Linked DNA regions of Homo sapiens: region 1 is linked to region 2. A link is an interaction called in ENCODE POLR2A ChIA-PET data of the cell type or tissue named here. Cell type or tissue: IMR-90. All regions are shown on one strand. Each heading gives the region's core, and the rest is flanking DNA. Links, peaks and the distances in the headings are about the cores only.

The links. Peaks named below come from ENCODE experiments on the same cell type or tissue, not always from the same donor. Only the 100,000 strongest peaks of a DNase experiment are listed, where the experiment ranks them.
Region 1: POLR2A ChIA-PET joins it to region 2 with 11 read pairs; 4 of 35 experiments call an interaction of 5 or more read pairs at or near these places.

The regions. Positions count from the first base shown.
Region 1 is chr1:43,613,880-43,616,775 of GRCh38, reverse strand. All of the region lies in intron 23 of PTPRF (protein tyrosine phosphatase receptor type F), which reads right to left. Among named protein-coding and RNA genes, the nearest start is that of KDM4A, 35 kb to the left of the region's middle. In IMR-90, for the core only: no CTCF peak of the experiment used is centred there; no DNase peak of the experiment used is centred there.
Region 2 is chr1:43,557,399-43,560,294 of GRCh38, reverse strand. The region is part of intron 5 of PTPRF (protein tyrosine phosphatase receptor type F); the gene reads right to left. Among named protein-coding and RNA genes, the nearest start is that of PTPRF, 28 kb to the right of the region's middle. RefSeq lists enhancers at 1,942-2,519, 2,520-2,896. In IMR-90, for the core only: no CTCF peak of the experiment used is centred there; no DNase peak of the experiment used is centred there; H3K27ac peaks cover 544 bases.

The DNA of each region.
Region 1 (2,896 bases), core at 283-2,782, 56 kb before region 2:
CCCCGAGTACCCAGCAGCCTCTCTGACACCTCCACCGGGAGGTCCTTCAACCGCAGTCCTTTCAAAGCTGAGTTCATCAGCTTCCCCTCCAAACCTGGCGCTGCTGCTGGGACTACACCTTAGCGAAAGGCACCCTCACCCCTCAGTGCCAGGCCAGAACCTAGAAGTCAAGCTCAAAATTCCTCCGGCCTCCACCAACCCCGCCCTGCCAGTCACCAGGTTCTGGTGCTCCCCCACCCCCTCAGCTCTCTCCAACCTGCTGCCACTGCCCTGGGCCAGGCCACCCCAATTGAGGCTCAGCCTCTTCCTGCCTCTTTCCTCTTGTCCCACTCTGACCCACTCAGCCCCACAGCCAGAATAATCCTTCCAAAATGCAGATGTGAATATCAATTTCCTGCTTAAAGGCCTTCTGTGGCTCTTCTTCACCTCGGAGAGCAATAATGATAATAGCGAAGCGTTAGTGAGGACCCACAGTGTGCCTGGCACCGCTGTGAGCACTTTGCATGTATTCCCTCCTCAAATTCTCATACGAGATAGGTTCCATTATTATCTTCACATTTTCCAGATGGATACTATCTGAAGTTCTCAGCATAGCACGCAATGTCCTCCATATGTTGTCCCCAGCCTCATTACTCTCCACAGGACCGCGTCACTGCTTCCGTGAGACCCCGCAGCACACCCCACACCTCAGGCTGCTCTGGTGCTGTCAGCCCACCTTTTGCACGCCTGTCGGTACTATTCAACACCAGGGCATGCTGTCAGAGTCACATATTCAATGCTGATTATCTGTCTGCACATGCTCCCCACGACTGGGTTCCCTGAGGGCATGTGTCTCCACATCCCCAGCACGGGGACTGGCACATGGAAAATGTGTGATCAATGACTGACTGAACGTTAAAGACAACAGAGCAGGCCTGGTGCAGTGGCTCACGCCTGTAATCCCAGCACTTGGGAGGCCAAGGTGGGCGGATCACGAGGTCAGGAGATCGAGACCATCCTGGCTAACACGGTGAAACCCCATCTCTACTAAAAATAAAAAAAATTAGCCGGGTGTGGTAGCGGGCACCTGTAGTCCCAGCTACTCGGGAGGCTGAGGCAGGAGAATGGCGTGAACCCAGGAGGCAGAGCTTGCACTGAGCCGAGATCACGCCACTGCACTCCAGCCTGGATGACGGAGCGAGACTTCCAAAAAAGAAAAAAAAAAAAAAAAAAAAAAAAAAAAAAGACAACAGAGCTATGGGGTCCTGGCTGAGGGAGAGCCCACGGCAGCCTTGGGGAGCCTGAGAAGGCTTCCTGGAGGAGGAGGGTCTTGTAAGGAAAGCTCTGATCAGAGGAGGGAAGCAGGTAGAAGATGGAAGGGGACTACTGTGAACAGAGGCCCCACGAGCCCAGATGGGGAAGCAGGGCTGCGCTGGAAGGAAGGGCAGGTGTAGGACATGGTACAGATGAGTGTGGGTGGAGGCCATGGGAGGCAGGGAGCCCACCTTACGGGCTCCGTGACCCAAAGCCCAGCCTTGTGTGGAGCAGGGCCCCAGGGGGGCCCTATAGGCAGAGGCAGCACGGTTGCTGTGCCGCAGACATACTCATCCATTTGCCTGCCAAGCCCAGCTTTCTCTTCAGAAACCTGGCCCACAGCCCTTGGGAAAGGCAATCTTTGAGCCCTAGGATGCATCCCCCAAACACAGCTGAGGGTGGACATCAGAAGGGGCGCAAACTCACAGGTTAGGCTCAGCCAACCCCTCAATTGCCTGTCCACCAACCATCTACTGAGGCCAGTGCCAGGTGCTGAGGAAACAGCTGTGGACAAGGCAGAACGACAAGCACAGGCTGCTGCTTGGAGGAGGTGGAAGAGGAGGAGGTCTCTCTCTCTCTTTTTTAAGTAAAAATACTCTTTTTTAAGAGTTTTTTTTATTTTATATTTTTTGAGAGGGAGTCTCACTCTGTCACCCAGGCTGGAGCGCAATGGCATGACCTTGGCTCAACGCAACCTCCGCCTCCCGGGTTCAAACGATTCTCCTGCCTCAGCCCTCACAAATAGCTGGGACTACAGGCATGTGCCACCACAGCTGGCTAATTTTTGTATTTATAGTAGAGATGCAGTTTCGCCACGGTGGCCAGGCTGGTCTCAAACTCTCGACCTCAGGTGATCCACCCGCCTCGGCCTCCCAAAGTGCTGGGATTACAGGCGTGAGCGACTGCGCCTGGCCAGGAGTCTTGTCTTTAAATCACCTCCTTCTCTAACAAATCCCCTTCCTAGATGGGCAGCCTGGGGATGCTCAGAGTCACCCCGACACCATCTGTGGGTGGGAAACCCTCAGACTCTTGAAGGCTCAGCCCCCAGCAGGCTCCTAGGAGTTAAGTCCAGAACAAGATGAACGTGTGGAGGGCTCCAAGCGGGACTTGTACAGCCTGAGCAGCCAGTCTCGAGGCCCCGACTCCCCGTGAGCTGTGGCATCGGAGTACACACGTGAGCACATGCATGTGCAGAGCACAGGGCAGCAGGCAGGCCTGGGTTTGAATCCTGGCTCCACTACTCATCAGCTGTTTGACTTGGGCAAGTCACTTCCCCTCTCTGAGCCCCCGCTTCCTCACCTGGAAGATGGGATAATAACAGTCCCCATTTCTGAAGACTGTGGGGGAACCAAAAGAGATAATGCATGCCAAGTGCCCAGACCGGTGCTGGCCTGCAGGATGCTCTTGATAGATGCCAGCTACTGTGGCTGTTATCACTGATCTATGTCTGTATGCCTGTGGCCTTGTGTCTGCCTGTGAGCACTTGAGCACGTGTCTGAGTGTCCAGACCCTGGTGTCACTCACAGCCTTTTGAAACCATCTCCTAAGGGTGACCCCAAGAAGGTGCTGGGCCAGGCTATGGCCAGACCCAGCATCTGAGGCA
Region 2 (2,896 bases), core at 105-2,604:
AAATATAGTGCCTGTTGCGTGTGCGCATGTACACACACACACACTGCCTGCTGCACACACACACGGCCTGATGCATACAAACACACAGTCTGCTGCACACCACCTGCTGTACACACCACAGCCTGCTGCATGCACACAAATGCACTGCCCACTGCATGCCACCTATTGTACACACACACACACACACACTGCCTGCTGCACACCATCTGCTGTACATACCATGCACACTGCTTGCTGTACACCCCTGCAAACTACCCGCTGCGCACACACACACTGCCTGATACATACACAGCCTGCTACACACCACCTGCTGGACACACACACATAAACACACTGCCTGACACATACACACAGCTTGCTACACACCACCTGCTGTACACACGCGCGCACACACACACACAGCCTGATACATACATAGCCTGCTACACACCACCTGCTGCACACCCCACAAACTACTCGCTGCACATAAAGATGCACACACACACCACACACTGCCTGATAAACACACTGCCTGCTGCACACCACCTGCTGTACAAACACACACACACACACACAGAGCCTGATACATACACACAGCCTGCCGCACACCACCTGCTGTACACCACACAAAGTACTCGCCGCATGCTGCACATAAACACACACCACACCCCGCCTGATACATACACACACTGCCTGCTGCACACCACCTGCTGTACACACACACACGCCTGCTGCACACAGTCTACTGCACACCTACTGCACACCCTTGCTGCACATAAACACACACACACTACCCGATATAAACACAGGTAGCCTGCCGCACGGCACACCGCACACATATACTGCCTGATAACACACACACACACTGCCTACTGCCCACACACTGCCTGATGCATATGCCTTGCTGTATACATAGCCCATAAGGTACTCACTACCTGCTTACCACCACACCACGCACTGCCTGACGCACACACGTGCACACAAACACTGCGCGCTGCATACACAGCCCATACAGCATGCAGTGCCTCCTGCACACACTGCCCCTTCCCCACTGCCTGATGGTAACGTGTGCGCTGACCGCTGCACACCCCGTTCTGTGCGCACAGCTTGCAAGGCAGCACCCCTGCTGCACACACTGCACCACACACTTCACACAAACACTGCCTTAAACATGGCACACAGGGCACCCACACCACACGAACAGTGCACGTTATCTGCCCTATCAATGACCCCAAGACAAGTAATGCTACCTGTACTCAGAACCCTTGGAGCTAAGCCCCCCAGGAGAAGTCCAAAACAGCTCATCTCTGCTCCACAGCTTCTTTCTTCTCCCCGCCTCCTTGTCCCTCCCAGAACCTACCCAAAGTCATCAGTGCCCTCCCCACACCACTGAATGTCTGGCGGCCTCCTGGGCTTTCCCGGCCAGTCCTTCCAGGCCTGAAATCTGCGGCCCCAGGTGAATCCATGACTTACAGACTGAGCTCCAAGACCTTCACTGCCCCTCAACCTCCTGGAGGGAAAGGCCAGGAATCCAGGCCTGCCTCCCTCCCCTCCCCCAGGGCTCCCCCTCCCTGGTGAGGGAAAATGTCAGATTCCCTGTCTCAGTGGCGGCAGCGGGCGGGTTGGAGGGGGAGTGATTCAGCCGCCGCCTCAAGAGTGCGGAGCGAGAAGAGCTTTTCCTGCCATTACCCGGCGAGGGAGAGGCTGGCGCGCTAATGGCTTCAATTACCACTCAGACAGGAACGCTGGGCGGCGGGCCCCACGCTCATCACAGCCAGGACAGGCTCACCCCGGCCAGCTTGTGCTGGGCACCCCCACCTCGTATGCAGTCCTGGCGGGGGTGTCAAGGGGAGGCCACACTGGGAATAACAATCCTGCTCAGATGCGAGGTGCAAAGGGCACGGCTGTGGGGGATTTGGGGGGGCACTCCCACGGGCTGTGGTGGGAGTGGCCCTGGAGCCACAGCAGTTGGGCCTGGTGTGACATGAGGCAAAGGCAGAGGGCACAGAACAGACTGCAGGCCTGGACTCCTTTTTGGGGGCACACTGATCTTCACCTGAGCCAGTTCACCCCAGACAGCCCTCAGCCATTCTCCAAGGAGACCAGCTCACAGGGAGAGCTGTGTGCAACTCAGGAAGGACTCTTACTTCCCCGACCCCAACTAGCTCCATCCCCTCCCCAGCCCTCCTCGTACCCTGTGGTGGCCTCCCAAGAATGGCCCTGGCTCCTGCCGGCCCCACCCCAGAGCTCCAGTCCAAGTCCAACCATCCTTTCACCCAGTTCCTGCAGGCACCCAGCTTTCTTGATCCTCCTAGGAGGGAGGGGAGGGGTGGGGTGAGGCGGGGCAGGGGGCGGGTGTTCACCCTCTGGGCTGCTTCCCTCTGGCCCTCCTGCGGCACGCCTTTCTGTCAAGCCCAATGCTGGCCAAGGTTATACAGACCAGCAGGATAAGTCAGCATTTTGTCTTCCTGGTGCTATGTTTCAGAAGCAGGAGGGGCTCACTCAGGCCCACAGCTCCACACCCTTCCCCGGAGCATGGACAGGGTCTGGGTACTTGCGCCACACTCTCCCCAGCCTCATCAGACACTTCTCACACCCCAGAAGCGCAAACATATACTGCTGGCCCCTGGTAGAGAAACCAAACGGAGGCACCTCCTGCAGGTCCTCTTTTTTTTTTTTTTTTTTGAGATGGAGTCTCCTGTCGCCCAGGCTGGAGTGCAGTGGCGCAATCTCAGCTCACTGCAACCTCCTCCTCCTGGGTTCAAGCAATTCTCCTGCCTCAGCCTCCCAAGTAGCTGGGACTACAGGCGTGCGCCACCACGCCCAGTTAATTTTGTATTTTTTGGTAGAGATGGGGTTTTGCCATGTTGGCCAGGCTGGTCTCGAACTCCTGACCTCAAGTGATGTGCAGGCCTCT